Linked DNA regions of Homo sapiens: region 1 is linked to region 2. A link is an interaction called in ENCODE POLR2A ChIA-PET data of the cell type or tissue named here. Cell type or tissue: PC-3. All regions are shown on one strand. Links, peaks and the distances in the headings refer to the core of each region. The heading gives the core; the rest is flanking DNA.

The links. Peaks named below come from ENCODE experiments on the same cell type or tissue, not always from the same donor. Only the 100,000 strongest peaks of a DNase experiment are listed, where the experiment ranks them.
Region 1: POLR2A ChIA-PET joins it to region 2 with 5 read pairs; 2 of 35 experiments call an interaction of 5 or more read pairs at or near these places.

What each region holds. Positions count from the first base shown.
Region 1 is chrX:98,079,834-98,088,176 of GRCh38, forward strand. No RefSeq gene overlaps it. Among named protein-coding and RNA genes, the nearest start is that of ERVFC1, 240 kb to the left of the region's middle. In PC-3, for the core only: no CTCF peak of the experiment used is centred there; no DNase peak of the experiment used is centred there.
Region 2 is chrX:97,737,522-97,745,864 of GRCh38, forward strand. No RefSeq gene overlaps it. Among named protein-coding and RNA genes, the nearest start is that of ERVFC1, 100 kb to the right of the region's middle. In PC-3, for the core only: no CTCF peak of the experiment used is centred there; DNase peaks (open chromatin) are centred at 2,700 and 3,600; H3K4me3 peaks cover 714 bases; H3K27ac peaks cover 2,313 bases.

The DNA.
Region 1 (8,343 bases), core at 193-8,192, 340 kb after region 2:
AATTGTCAGCTAAGTTCTCATTGCAGAATCTTTATTACTGGCAATGATGAAAGAGGCAGAAAGAACACAGCTTGAATCTCAGATCTCTGGATGAAAATTCAGACCAGGTATTGAAAATATTCTTTTACCTTATAAATGAAGCAAATGTCGATATATCTGTGATTAATTGAAATTAGAAAACCCTGTAATGTCATAGTTTACTTACTTTTTCAGCCTGAAATCCAACTGTGACTACTGATCCTAGTTCCTGTTCTGTCATCATAGCGCCAACTTTCTTAACAAAAGGAACAATAGAATCAAACTAGATAACATGGTTTGAAATAGAAAAAGTCAGCATCTTCCCCCAAATCAGTAAAGTCTGTAATGCTGATCAAAGATAGAGAATAAATGATGTAGCAATGAGTGTGGGAATCAAAGGACTATCACCAATTGAAGGCATTTATTGGTAATTAAGATGAAGGAGCATGGGTTGATTGGAATTTATTATAAAATGTTCATGGCAGCAGGATTGCTGTGAACTAACATCATCAATATTAGAGCTATTGCTATGTCTCTATCATAAGGTAGTGACAGATAATTAATAAACCCAATTAACTATGAAATTATGTCTGCTTAGGTTTTTGCATATGGCTTGACTATATTTTAAAGTAATCAAAGTGATTTTCAACTGATAAAAATACACCACAAGACATCTCTTCTTACTGAAAGATCCATTTTCAGTCAATTTGAGCGTAAAAGTTCTTCAGAAGATGGAATAAATCTATAGACTGGTTTGGAGATTCTTACCCTTGTTTCATTCTCCTCACCAGCCTACACAGAGAGATTGGAAGAAAGCAGACAGACCTTTGTGAACATGACAGCTTATTGCTATCATTACGTGCTTTCTGTTTTCTGAAAAAAAATTTGTGAAAGTAAAAGAAAATATATATGTCTTTTCTGTCACTGAGCTTTTAATCACAGAAGTCAAATATATGGCACAGAAGAGTTGAAACATTAACTGGAACAATTTTGATAAATGCAATTGGATTAAATTGTACACAATATAAGGTAGAGATGTGGATGTCATGGTATGAGAAAGAACAAGGAAGAGGCCATATACATTGAAAGTACCTCGACATAAATATGTGGACAATTATTTCTTCTTTGATTTTCTTTTTCTTATCCCTCGAAACCTTTCTCTTTTAATGTGGAAATTTTTGTCTATCTCTGTGTTTCAAGAGCAGCAGGAGGTAGAACAGTATGAGAGATATGTGGAAGGGTCATTGCATGAAAAAAAAAGCCAATCTGAGCATGGAACACCTACTGGGGTCAAAGAGAATAATGGGATGTAATTAAACGGCTTCCTAGGGAGATGAAGCAAGAAGAGCAACCCACCCAAAGATACTTTTCCTCATGTTTGATAATATAGAACCTCTGCACATATAAAAGTAAATGCTGTTGGTTTATAGAAAGATCTATATATGTGTAAACATTTTGATCCACTTTCAGAATGGCCACTGATTTTCATCTATGGTGGTTTCATTAGCATTCCATTTTAGATATACTACTTTTTAGCTTAGAGAGTATACATGTTTGCCTGTGACAAAATCCAATTCCCAACCCCCAAATGAATAAACAAACAAACAAAATAATCCATAAAAAATCAACGTGAAGAAGAATACTCTCCAAAGCCTGCAAACTAAGTCATTGTCTTTTATTTATTAGCATAATGAAAAAAATTCTCAGTCGCTTATGGAAGTACAAGAATAAAAATCAGAAAAATCATGTGAGTAATTACACATAGAAGGAATTCAAATCCGTGCTGTGTTGGAGCTAGCAATGGCTTGTAAAAGCCAATTGTTAAATTTTCAGTAATTTTGCAAGCTGGTTGACATCATGTTGGTAGCTGAAATCAGTCATGGTGAGATGGAAATTGGCAAATGCTACAAATCAGAACTTTCTTTGCTACCTGAGAAAGCCAATTTTTAAACATTTATTTGTGTATCACCAGATTCAATCAAATCAATGCAATTTTTTTTTTTTTTTTTGCAAATCTCTTCAGCTAGTTTTCCCCTAGGTTAATAGCATGACATAGAATGGTGCTTTTCAAATCTCTCTCTTTTTTAACACAAGGAAAGTTTTCCAAGCAAAATCTTACATGGAAACTTATATAACCAATAAAGACAGATATGCTCTTATTGAAGTAAATAGGGGAAGAGTCATTCCCTGGCGTCCCTCCGTCCTATAAGCTACCAACCAAATGATCCTCTGAAACCCCACCTGGACTCTGGAAGCCATATTTATAACAATTGATAAAAAGGAAAGAACAAAAGCTGGAAAACAAAGACACAAGGAATTATGGTCCCAGTTTTGACTATAAGCAACCACTTCAGACCTTGATTTCTTTTTTGTAAAGTGAAGAGTTTAGACAAAGGACATTAGAACTCTCCAAGCTATAAAACTTTGTGTTTCTCTAATTTAAAGATTCATGAGTGTTCCGTGAAAATAATTTTTAAAATTTGACTTAAAATTAAAGATAAATTCTACTTCAGGTCAGCACTCTCATATTTTTTCCTCTAACTTCTAGGGAAATTATTTTTGCATTTAAATTAATTTGCAATTGCCACATACTTGCAGCTAGACTCACAAAAGTGATAATCTTGCCAATGCCTATACAAAGCTGCTAACATTTTTACCAACAAATATTCTCATTATATTGGTGTAGACCTAGCCAAACAAGACAAATAATCCTTCTTCACATCCATATTTGCTCTATGCAGTGCTGGCAGCACCAATCTTGGTTGTTTACTGACTTCTTTTTATGCATTACCATACACTAAATTCTCCTACTTCTACACCCTGTCCTTGATGATACTCTCTTCAGAGGCAATATGAGTCATATTAGTAAAAGAAGAGCTGAACGGTTCTGGAGTGGGTTTCCATTGCTAGAGTATTTGGAGGTGGTGAAAACAAAATCTGCAAAGTAAGATAAGTTTGCCTCAGCAGAAGCAATTCTGAAAGCCGAAACAGGTATGTTATATGTGGGTATGTAAATGCATAGGTATATGTATGTATTGATAGGCTCATAATTTCCCAAAAGAACTATTTCAAAATAAAGCAATAATATGTCTACCCATCTTTCAACTATCTAGGCATAGATTAATAAGTATGTGGACCAACTAAAATAAAAATATATAACAGCATATTTATAAAAATTATTACTATAAATCAATTAAAACAGCTACATGTAAGGATCTATTGTTCAGAACTAGAAAGTAACTGTTAGGGTCTTGGCAGGTGCTATGGTCTGAATGTTTGCAACCTTCAAAATTAATATATTGAAATTCTAATCCACAAGGTGATAGTATTACATGGCGGGGCCTCTGGGAGGTTATTAGATCATGAGGGCAGAGCTCTCATGATTGAGATTAGTGCCCTTAAAAAAAAGACTGCCGGCTGGGTGCGGTGGCTCACACCTGTAATCCCAGCACTTTGGGAGGCCAAGGCTGGTGGATCACCTGAGGTCAGGAGTTCAAGACCATTGAGACCAGCCTGACCAACATGGTGAAACCCTGTCTCTACTAAAAATACAAAAAAAATTATTTGGGTGTGGTGGCGGGCACCTGTAATCCCAGCTACTCAGGAGGCTGAGGCAGGAGAATGGCTTGAACCCAGGAGGCAGAGGTTGCAGTGAGCCAAGATCACGCCATTGTACTCCAGCCTGGGTGACACAGCAAGACTCTGTCTCAAAAAAAAAAAAAAAAAAAAAAGACTGCCAAGGGCTAGGTAGCCCCTTCCACCTTGTGAGGACAGAGTAGGAAGATTCCATTATGAGAAAGCAGGTCTTTACCTGACATTGAAACTGCTGGTGACTTGACCTTGGATTTTTTAGCTTCCAGAACCCTGAGAAAAAAACTTCTGTTGTTTTTAAGCCTCCAAGTTTGTGGGACTTTGTTATAGTAGCCCACATAGACTAAGAAAGCAGTAATAATAGTACACTTATAGAAGGTGTTTGAAGAGATTTTAAATAAAAAGGCTATTTTTAAATGTCTGGGCAGCATTAAGGGAAAGCAACAAAAAGCGGTGAAGCACTCAGGGCTAATGACAGAGAGCAGCTTTTATCAACCCATGGCCTAACTGGATAGGAGAAGGGAAATATTACCAGATCCTGGAGAGGTAATCATTCCCTGGCCTCCCTCCATCCTATAAGCTACCAACCAAATGATCCTCTGAAACCCCAACTGGACTCTGGAAGCCATATTTATAACAACTGATAAAAAGGAAAGAACAAAAGCTACAATAAGAGAAGGCCATCTGCTGCGAGCTGTAATATTTGGAAGAGGGGTGTAGCTGCCAGTTAACTCTTTGGGAGGAAGTTATTATAATAAATACCCTGACCTCTTTCTCCTCTGACCCTCTAATCCCTTATTGGTGCCTCCCATTGGCTAAAACCAACCAAAACCAAGAAAGCCTGTTGACCCACACATAAAGCCAACTTCCTGGGGCACAGAAAAAGGTGAAAATGGTAGAGAGAGGAATAGGCAAGGAAAATTGAGAATATCCACCACAGTAACCAATAGCTTCTACTTTTGGTCTACTGGAATGTAACAATACCCTTTCATCTTTATTAATTAATTCATTAATCCAATCTATATTTAGCACTTACTCTATACCAGACACTGTTCACAGTTTTAATTTTACAGCAGTGAACAAAATAAAGATTTTGTCCTCAGGAAAAAAAAGAGACAAGAAAAAATAAGTAAATAGTCAAAACAAGTTCAGATAATGTTAATACTAAAAAATAAAATGAAGAAGCATGATAGAATTATCACAGTGGGGGTATGGAGCTTCTCCAGGTAATGTGGGTAAGAAAGGCCTATTGGAGGAGGTGATAATTGAACTATGATATCATGATGAGAAGACATGAAGTATGCTCATAACTGAGGAAAGAGAATTCTAGACAAAGGGAACAGTGACTTTAAGGGCCATGAAGCAGGAACAAGGTTTTCATATTAGAAGAAGAAAAAGAGAGTAAGCCTGGTTAGAATACAGACAACTTAGTAGAACACAGAGAACTTAGTAGAACACAGAGAACTTAAATGAGTCTGGAGTATAGGGGAAAGGCATCATGAGGGATGTTTCCATTATGTATGGCTGCACATGTAGCTACTACAAACATAATAGCTTAATATAACAATTTATTATTCTTCAGGTGTTCATGAGCCAGGAATTTGGGCAGACCCTGGTTCAATAATTTTTCTGCTCTGTATGGTGTTAGCTGAAGACATTTGATAGTGTTCATCTGGTGGCTGGACTGGGCTGGATTGTCAAAGAAGGCTCTAGAATCCCTGGTGTATAGGTGCTTCTCTTCATGGCCTCTATCTATTCCCATGACTACTTTCAGCTTCCTCAGAGCATGGTGGTCTCAGGGTAGTCAGACTTACATGGAAGTTGGCTTCCTCTCAGGAAGAAGCAGAATCTGCTAGACCTCTTGTGATCTAAGTTTGAAAGTCCCAGAACGTTACTTCTGTTGCATCTTATCAGTCAAAACAATTTACAGGGCGAACTCAATTTCAAGCAGAGGGAAATAGACTCTAGCTCTTGATTGATTGTTGCAATCTTTGGAAACCAGCTATCATAAAGTCTCTTGTAGGCCATAGTAATGGTTTGGATTATAATCCAAGTACGGTGAAAAGCCATAGGAAGTTTTAATCAAGGGAGCAATATTATTTTATTTAGCCTTTAAAAGTAACACTCTGGCATCTGTGGAGAATGGACCCTAGTGTTGCAAGAGTACAATTTGAAAGAGCAGTTAGGAGTCTCCTGTGGCAGACAACAAGAAAAATTATGATGGCTTTTACCAGGATAGTGTTGGTAGATGTAGTGAAATATGGATAGATTTGGAATATATTTGAGAAGTAGAGCTAAGAAGACTTGCTGATGGATTTAATGTGTGAAGTGAGAGAAAAAGAAGACTTGGAGGGACTCTGAAGACTCCAAGTTTTTTATCTGAAAGCAGAGATCATGGTGCCATCCAGAGAAATGAGGAAGTTTGGGGAAAAGGTGGAGGGAAGGAGAGCAAATTAAAGGTTTTCTTTTGCCAACTGTAGAGCTGAGTGGTAGACATACTGAGTTATTTAAAAGGTCTCCTACTGTCCCTACCAACAACTACTGTATTAGTCCGTTCTCACACTGCTATGAGGAAATACCTGAGACTGTGTTAATTTATAAAGTAAATGGGTTTAGTTGACTCACAGTTCTGTATGGTTGGGGAAGCCTCAGGAAACTTACAATCATGGTGGAATGGGAAGCAAACACCTTCTTCTACACATGGCAGCAGGAAAGAGAAATGCCAAGCAAAGGGGGAAAAGCCCCTTCTAAAACTTGATCTTGTGAGAACTCACTCACTATCAAAAGAACAGCATGGGGTAACCACCTCCATGGTTCAATTACCTCCCACCAGCTCCCCGCCTTGACTCGTGGGGATTATGGGAACTACAATTCAAGATGAAATTTGGGTGGGAACACAGCCAAACAATATAATTCCACCCCTTACCCCTCCAAAATCTCATGCCCTCACATTTCAAAATACAATCATGCCTTTCCAACAGTCTCCCAAAGTCTTAACTCATTCCAGCATGACACTTGGGGATTATGATCATTCATAGATGACCAATTCAAGATGAGATTTGGGTGGGGACACAGCCAAACCATATCAATCACATAGAAATAGTTTTAATAATTTATGCTTAGCACTTACTCTATGTCAGGCACTGTTATCAGAGCTGTACCTATGTTAACAGTTTAAAGCTCACACCAACCCTGTGAGAAAGGTACTATTAGCATTTGTGTTTTACAGATGGGAAAACCTGAGCTATAGAAAGATTAACTAACTTGCCCCAAATCAGACAATTATTGATAGGTGGATCTGGGATTTGAACGAAAGTGGTTTGGGTCTGAAGACCATTGTTGGAACCATTACACTATACTACCTCTCCAAATGATACAAAACACTGAAGTGTTTCATACAAAGGCAAGCTAAAAAGTATGGGAATGTGCAAGAAACAAAAGAAGCTCAGTCCAGACTGATGAATAAAACCTGTAGCTCATTTTTGTTGGTGCATGTTTGGGACCTCAGGGTTGCTCAGGCATCAAACATTACAGGCTTTTGCCAGCCAGCCTTGTAGTTACTTTGGTGATACTGTTTCCTCAAAAACACTGTAGGCATTTGATCAATTTATTTCTCACTATATTAACTCATAAAGAGATTGTCTTTACCTAGATCTTTAAGAGCAGCTTTATTGAGATATAATTCACATAAGATAAATTCACTTAAATTGAATATTATCAAAATGAAAATCTTTTTTGATACAATTCATACAACCAAGAAAGTAAAAATAAAATCTATGGAATGGGTGAAAATTTTTGCAAATCATATATCTGATAAGGCAGTGGTCCCCAACCTTTTTGGCACCAGGGACTGGTTTCATGCAAGACAATTTTTCCACAAATGGTTGGGGGTGGTGGTGGGGTGGGGACCAGATGGTTCCGGGATGAAACTGTTTCACCTCAGATCATCAGGCATTAGGGTCTCATAAGGAGTGCACAACCTAGATCCCTCACATATGCAGTTCACAATAGTGTTCATGCTCCTGTGAGAATCTAATGCCACCGCTGATCTCACAGGATGCAGAGCTCAGGTGGTAATGCTTGCTCACCCACTGCTCACCTCCTGCTGTGTGGTCAAGTTCCTAACAGGCCATGGACCGGTACCAGTCTGCACCCGGGGTTTGGGGACACATGTGATAAGAAACCTGTATCCAGAATATATAAGAAACTCTTTCAACTCAATAATAAAAAGACAAGTAACCGAATTTAAAATGGGCAAAGAATTTGAATAGACATTTCTCCAGAGAAGATGTTTATTTTTCACTTCTCACTCATTCTTTCTGGTGTCTTATCTAAGAAGGTGGGTCTATGATCCACTTAGAGTTGATTTTTGCGCATAGAGTAAGCATGGAGTACAACTTCATTCTTGTGCATGTGGATATACAATTGTCCCAACATCATTTTACCAAAAATACTATTCCTTTCCCCTGAAATTGCTCTAGCACCTTTGTTAAAAATCAACTGACCATAAACATGTGGATTGATTTCTGGACCCTCAATTCTGTTCCTTTAATCTATTGGTCTATCTTTAAGTCAGTCCCATATTGTCTCCGTTACAGTAGCTTTGTAGTAGTTTTGAAATCAAGAAGTATGAATCCTCCAACCTGAATTTTTTTTTTTTGGTCAAGACTGCTTTGACTATTCTGCATCTCTTGCATTTCCACATGAATTTTAGGATAAATTTATCACTTTTGG
Region 2 (8,343 bases), core at 142-8,141:
GGTAGAACCAGCTGTATAATTTGCTGGGTCCAGTGAAAAAATGAAAATGTGGGACTCTTTGTTCAAAAGTTATTAAGAATTTCAGGATGGCAACAACAGAGCATTAACCCAAGCATAAGGCTCTTGTACGTATAGGGCCCTATATGACTGTGTAGGTTACATGAACACCATGAAACTGGCCCTGCCTTTGGGCCTTACAACCTGGGGGCCACTGATGACAATTACAAGAACAGTTTTGGTAGAATTATCTGAGTAAATGGCTAATTGATTTTTAGTGTTAAATCAAGTTTAGCCTAAATCGGCCTCCTGACATATTCTAAGTTTGGCCTAAAGGTTTCATTGTACATAGCATACTGTAATTTAAATGGAGATGTAAATAGATTATAACCTACTCTTGTGCCAATCTCTGAGATTTGGCCAATCAAAGGGGGGCAACTGTTCAAACTGTGTTCAAATAAGGCAAATGCCAGGCTATAACCAATCTGGCTGTTTGTGTACCACACTTCCGTTTTCTGTACGTCACTTTCCTTTTACTGTCTAAAAATCTTCTTCCACTATGTGGCTACCCAGGAGTTTCTCTCTGCCTACTCTGGCTCAGGAGGCTGTCCAATTCATGAACGATTCTTTGCTCAATTAAACTCTGTTAAATTTAACTTGGCTAAAGATCTTCTTTTAACACTGGAAAGAATCGAAAGAGAAGTATAGGTACAAACATAGATAACTGTCTTGATGTTCTTTTTTTTTTCTTAAAAAATTTTGACCTTTTAGCAAGATAAAATGGGATGGTGGCTGGAGTGAGTGTTAAGCTCAAGGGAATGTTTGCTTAAGATGAGAGAAGGACAGAATATTTGTATGCTGCCTAGAATGGCCCATTAGAGGGAGAAATTTTGATTATGCAGAGTAGTAGGATGATTACAAGAGCGATGTCCTTGATAAGGTGATGAGATGGGATTCAGAACACATGTGAAGCAACAGACAGGTCTTTCCTTTTAACAGGAGGAAAGGCAGAATGTATAGTAGAGGATGCAGGGAAGTTAGTAGACTTGGAGGTGAAATTGTGATGTAGTTCTCTTCTGATTGCTTCTGTTTTCTCAGAAAATAAGAAGCAAGACCATGAGTTGAGACCAAGGAGGAGTAAGGGAGGTTGTGTTGGAGATTTGCAGAATAAGGAGAAGGTGTCTTTTGTTTACTGTTGTACAACTTATATTAGCATGGTATCTGGTACATATTAGTCACAGCTACAGGAGCCCTCCAACTCTGTTCTTTCTACTCTCAGGATATCTCTTGACCCTGTTCCTTTCTTCACATTCTCAAACTACCCACACTGTTTTACGTCTGCATGATTCCTTGCTTAACTGGTTTTCCACCTTTAGTTTTTCTTTCCTCCAAATTATCCCCCACTGTGGTATTAATATGCCTGTATTCCTCAATCAAAGAATGTTGGGTGAATAAATCAATAAACAAATAAATGGTTACACAAACATCAACATTTGACAATTACAAACAAGATGAATTTTTTTTTTTTTTTTTTTTTTTTTTACAGAGGAAAGCTAAACATAAGGCGAAATGTGTGGATCTCAAGCTTGGGTTTAGAGAACTCCTACGGATAAAGGTCATATACCTTGTCAAACGTAGAGAGAGAGGAGAAAAAGAGAGAGAAAGAGAAAATAAAAAGTAAAATTATATCACTCTTGGCTTTATGTCAGAGTAACTTTTGTCTCTCAAAAAATAAAAGAAAATGATAAAAATAAGTCAACAGTTATGTTGCTTGTCTGAAAATAACCAGAAGTTTTTAAGACTTTTAAAAAGTGTTTGTTATTGTTTTCTAATAGCAAATCAAATACATGCTCATTGAAGAACATTTGAAACAAACAGAAAAGTGTAAAAGACAAAATACAACTGCTGCCCAGACATTGTTAACATCACCATTCATTTTTCTGGTCGTATATTTTAAATTGACTTCATACTCTTCTTACAGTGTATTCTGCTATTTTTAGTCATTTATAAGCATTCTCACTGTTATTAAATATTCTTCTAAAATATTCATTATAATGGCTGCAGTAGATTCTATCATGTAGGTGTACCATAATGTAAGCATTTCTTTATTGTTGATCATTTATGTTTAGCTTTTCTTTTTGAGTAAGCTAAAACTATCATGAGACTGAAGTATGATCATGATCATTATCTTTCCATTTTGATGAGTTCAGAGGAGTGAGATCCAGCAGGCAATTATCAGCTTCTCTCCCCTTCCTTGATCTTTGTCACATCACTTTATATTCTCTATCTAAACTAAAGTTTATACCCTTCTTTCTAAAGAATAATTCCAGGGAAGCAGTCCACATTTTAAAAAACATCTGAGCTCTAGAGCAGACACATTTTTGCTACTGTCTTTTTTTTTTTTTTTTTTTTTTAAATCCTTTAAGATAACACAGCAGGGACAAAACACTTAAAAGAAACATACTGCTATAAAAGCTACACAATCTCTCTTAGATAACGCTGCTAGACCTCTTTTGAAATTGGACTCTACTTGTAGTTTACATTTTGTTATAGCTGAATTTATTAAGATCCCATGAAGATGGAAGTAGTGTGGGGAGCTGAGAGTAGATGCCTCCTACTTTGTCTCTATTCCTATTTGCAGGTGACTTGGAAATTCCCAAATTACAGAGAATAAAAAAACTTTGTAATTCAGAGTTTGTGAAATTCCCAGAACACCTGTTTTAAAGGCATGCTGCTCTGTTGATGAATCACCCAAGCTTTATAAAATGATTCATCATTAATCATTACAAAAAATAAGCTTAACAATTCATAAGCTCAAAATAATGCTATATTATTAGCTTCATATTTATTAAAACCACATTACTTTGACTACATTTGGAAACAAAGGAACTTCTAAAAGTTTACTCCAAAAAATGACAGAACTTTTCATTCCTTCAATGTTCTATTTAGCCATATCCATCAAAATGACATTTTTTAGCAGAGGAAAAACTTGGTAAATTACTTTTTTTTCCTAAAAGGGGAATAGTATTTCTAGGTCTTTGGTCTATGTTTCTGCATAGATCATTGAATAGAAAAAAAACACAGTTTTTTTCTCTTACTATACTTTCAAAACTCAACACAGAACACTTCTGTGAACAAATATGTGGGTGCCTCTCCCACAGCAAGCAATTCTCTGACACTAGCTAGGTATCCCACAATTCAAGCTGACACTGACCAGAGTTAGTGCAGACCTCACAGGTTAAGGGTTCAGTCCCATAAGACTTCCCTCACCCAACTTCAGAAACCAATGACAGGTAGTAAGTTTTCAAGTTACCTACAACTTCTGTCTGACTTGGTAAAAATCAGAGGTTTGCATGACCCCATTTTCAGGTTCCATTTGCAAGAGCAGTTCACAGACTCCAGGAAAAGAGTTTACTTACTGTTACTTATTTATTACAAAGGATATTGTAAAGAATGTAAATGGAAAGCCAGATGAAGAGATACATAGGGCAAGGTTCAGAGAGATCTTGAGCACAGGAGCTTCTGTCTCTGTAGAGTTGGGGTGCAGCCACCCTCCCAGCATGCTAATGTGTCCTTGCTCACCAACCTGGAAGCTCTCCAGAACCGCATACTTTTGGAATTTTTATGGAGGCTTTGTCATGTAGGTATGAACAATTACTAACTCAATTTCTAGCCCCTCTTCCCTCCCTCTCTGGAGAAGGGGCTGGGAGTGGGGTTGAAAGTTCCAAGCTCCTAATCATGCCTTGGTCTTTCTGGTGACCAGCCCCCATGCAGGAGCCCACCAAGACACCTCATTAGAATAAAAGATGCTCCTGTCACCTGGGAAATTACAAGAGTTTTAGAAGCTTTATGCCAGGAACCAGGGACAAAGACTAATATATTATTATTTCACAAGCACATACTTACCTCTACACAAAACTATGTGTTGTTATACTTAAAGTGTGAGAGTCTGGGCTCTGGAAATTTCCTGTCACTTGGCTATGTTTCCAAGTATTTGAAGTCTCCATTTCTAAGTCACGGATGAGAAAACTGAGGCCAGGATGGTTCACTAGTAAGATCAGGGTCACATCTGTGCTCAAACAAAGCTTTAAGGAGAACTAACAACCCCTGGGTTTCCAATCTATTGCTGAACCAGTGAGTGAATCTGTCTGTGTTTTCTAGGCACAGTTTAGTTCAGCTCTGCTTTTCCACACCTGCCTGGGGCTTTTCCTAATCAGCGTCAGACCAGGAGCCTTAATTGTGATGTCTGTAGACCGGTCTCTGTCTTTCCTTATGTGCCTTAAAAGCATGTATATACAGGGGAAGCTTATACTGGGAGTGGATGAATACAGGGGACTCTATATGCTTTGGAACCACATTGGAGAAGCTCTACTGGGGCAAATCACTTAACCTATTTGAGCCTTTATTGCCTCATATTTAAAATGGGATTGTCTTAGTTCCTATGTTTGAGGATTTTATAGTATTTAATGAGTTCACTTAACACCATGCTTGGCACAAAAAAGGCACTCTATATTTACTCTAGAAAAATAGCATACTACTGTGCTGGCAAAGCATTAGATTGTGGATCCATCTTTTTTTTTTTTCTTTTGTTCTGTGAATGAAGCTATGAAGCTTGCTCTGGTGTTTTCTATCATACACATGGATGAAGCACTTAGTTCCAGAATTAACATGATAAGAGTAAGACTCCTGATGTGGTTTGGCTGTGTCCCCACCCAAATATCATCTTGAATTGTAGTTCCTATAATCCCCAGGTGCCACGGGAGGGACCCAGTGGGAGGTAATTTAATCATGAGGGCGCTTACCCTCATGCTGTTCTTGTGATAGTGGTGAGTTCTCATGACATCTGATGGTTTTATAAGGGGCTTTTCCCCCTTTTGCTCGGCACTTCTCCTTGTTGCCATCATGTGAAGAAGGACGTGTTTGCTTCCCTTTCTGCCATGACTGTATATTTCTGGAGGCCTCCCCAGCCATGTGGAACTGTGAGTCAATTAAACCTCTTTTCTTCATAGAAGCCTGAGAACAGACTAATGGAGTAAATTGGTACCACAGAGAGTGGGGTGCCACTAAAAGGATACCGGAAAATGTGGAAGTGACTTTGGAATTGGGTAACAGGCAGAGGTTGGAACAATTTGGAGGGCTCAGAAGAAGACAGGGAAATGTGGGAAAGTTTGGAACTTCCTAGAGACTTGTTGAATAGCTTTGACCAAGATGCTGATAGTGATATGGACAATGAAGTCCAGGCTAAGGTGATCTCAGATGAAGATGAGGGACTTGTTGGGAACTGGAGTAAAGGTCACTCTTACTATGCAAAGAGACTGGCAGCATTTTGCCCCTGCCCTAGAGATCTGTGGAACTTTGAACTTGAGAGAGATGATTTAGGGTATTTGACAGAAGAAATTTCTAAGCAGCAAAGTGTTCAAGAGGAAGCAGAGCATAAAAGTTTGGAAAATTTGCAGCCTGATGATGTGATAGAAAAGAAATACTCATTTTCTGGGGAGAAATTCAAGCCTGCTGTGTAAATTTGCATAAGTAATGAGGAGCCAAATGTTATTCACCAAGATAATGGGGCAAACCATCTCCAGGGGATGTCAGAGACCTTCATAGCAGCCCCTCCTATCATAGGCCTGGAGCACTAGGAGGGAAAAATGGTTTCCTGGGCTGGGCCCAGGGCGCCCCCTGCTGTATGCAGCCTCATAGCATGGTGCTCTGTGTCCCAGTTGCTTCGGCTCCAGCTGTGGCTAAAAGGGGCCAACGTACAGCTCAGGCATTTGCTTCAGAGGGTGCAAGCTCCAAGCCTTGGTGGTTTCCATTTGGTGTTGAGCCTGTGGGTGCACAGAAGTCAAGAATAGAGGTTTGAGAACCTCTGCCTAGATTTCAGAGGATGTATGGAAATGCCTGGATGTCCAGCCAAAAGTTTGCTGCAGGGGTGGAGCCTTCATGGAGAACCTCTGCTAAGGCAGTGCAGAAGGGAAATGTGGGGTTGGAGCCCCCACACAGAGTCCCTACTGGGACACTGCATAGTGGAGCTGTGAGAAGAGGGCCATTGTCTTCCAGACCCCAGAATGGTAGATCCACTGACACCTTGCACTGTGCATCTGGAAAAGCCACAGACACTCAATGCCAGCCCATGAAAGCAGCCAGGGAGCAGGGGAGCTGTACCCTGCAAAGCCACAGGGGCAGAGCTGCCCAAGGCTGTGGGAGCCCATCTCTTGCATCAGCATGACCTGGATGTGAGACATGGAGTAAAAGGACATAATTTTGAAACTTTAAGTTTTAATCACTGCCCTATTGGATGTCGGACTTGCATGGGGCCTATAGCCCCTTTGTTTTGCCCAATTTCTCTCATTTGGAATGGGTGTATTTACCCAATGTCTGTAACCCCATTGTATCTAGGACATAACTAACTTGCTTTTGATTTTACAGGCTCATAGGTGGAAGGGACTTGCCTTGTCTTAGATTAAGCCTTTGGACTTGGACTTTTGAGTTAATGCTGGAATGAGTTAAGACTTTGGGGGACTGTTGGAAGGGCATGACTGTGTTTTGAAATATGAGGACATGAGATTTTGGAGGGGCCAGGGGTAGAATGATGTGGTTTGGCTGTGTCCCCACCCAAATCTCATATTGCATTATAGTTCCCATAATCCCCATGTGTCATGGGAGGGACACTGTGGAAGGCAATTTAATCATGGGAGCAGTTACCTTCATGCTATTCTCATGATAGTGAGTGAGTTCTCATGAGATCTGATGGTTTTATAAGGGACTTTCCCCCCTTTTGCTTGGCACTTCTCCTTGCTGCTGCCATGTGAAGAAGAACGTGTTTGTGTCCCTTTCTGCCATAACTGTAAGTTTCCTGATTTTAAGTTTCCCAGCCATGCTGAACTGTGAGTCAATTAAACTTCTTTCCTTTATAAATAACCCAGTCCTGGATATGTCTTTATTAGCAGCATGAGAATGGACTAATGCAACTCCCAAATGCAGTTATTTGTCCAGGACCTTAAATAATGTTGCAATTTTCAAAAACTACTTCAAAGTTACCTTGGAAAAAAATAGTAATGGGCAGAGCTTCCTTCTCATGCTTCCATTTCATTAAGCATGAAAATAGAAATATAAGAAGTGCTAAGAGAAATTACCTGCCCATTTTATTGAAGGTTTCCCTCCCCCAGGATGGCATCTAATTGCTTCTTGAATAGTTCTAGTGAGTTGCTTTTAAAAATGTGTCTTTTTGTTTCTAAAAGCATTTTCCATATCTATGACTTGGAAGGATATGAGGTTACATCAAATTTATACTTGCTCTTTGGCTTAAAATACATGCTTTGTATACAACAGACTAACATACATTGGAGCAAATAACAGGTCCCAAATCAGAAAGAACTCAAGCACTTTATCACTACACCTTGTTGTTAGCTGCCTTGGACCCTGGGTAATTTCTCTTAAGGGAGAAAACGTTGGAGCTGCAAGACATAGGATTAATTACTTTAACCTACTTCTATTTACGAATGTACAATTCCTGTGGATCAGTCTCAAGCTCACTGCTTCTGAATAACAAAACAGCATAATTTAGGCTCACCCACTAAGGTCCTGTCCTCATTACTGCAAACTAGACCCAGAACAATCTCTTTCCTAATGATGGCCCTTTTCTGGCCATTTTGGCATTATTTCAAGATCATATTAAGACAGTTTTTCAGTAACTACCAAAAGACAATTATTATTTCAAAAATTAGAGCAATAAGAGCATATCAAACTCTTCAAAGGAAAGAAACCCTAGAATATATAGCTACTGAAGATATAAATTAGTGAGTACATGAAAGTGACAAGGAAAACAATTCTCCAGCCAAGAAGAAAATGAGTTGACTCTCATCTTATGTGACATGTGTTTTCACTCCTTTTGCCTGAACAATAGCCAGCATCAGCAGAATCCAGATTTTATTGTGACCACTGGAAAATGCTTCTTTCCCTGAAAAGTATGGGAAAGATATGTAAGGAAACGGAATTTAAGAAAAAGTGTAATGGGAAAGTGGGGTGGGAGAATTTGAAGTCCCAAGGCTCTACCAAATAAAGAAGCCTTCTCAACCCTAAACTGTCAAGTGGTAGGTTTGGCAGCAAGTCCCCACTCTGTAGGACCTTTTGCTGAAGTCCCAAGTTCCATCAGGAGTAAATAATTTCTTTTGGTTGGGGGATTGTCCCTTATTCAAATGTAAGTCCCCTAAAGGATTAAACTCAAAAGTTGTCATTCCTAGAGGAATTAAGTTACTAGGCACTTCCCAGCAAGGTGGAGAGTGAAAAGAAGACAGAAAGGGATGAAAAGGAGGCTTTGGAGGGTGCTAAAACAAACTGAGAAACTGAATG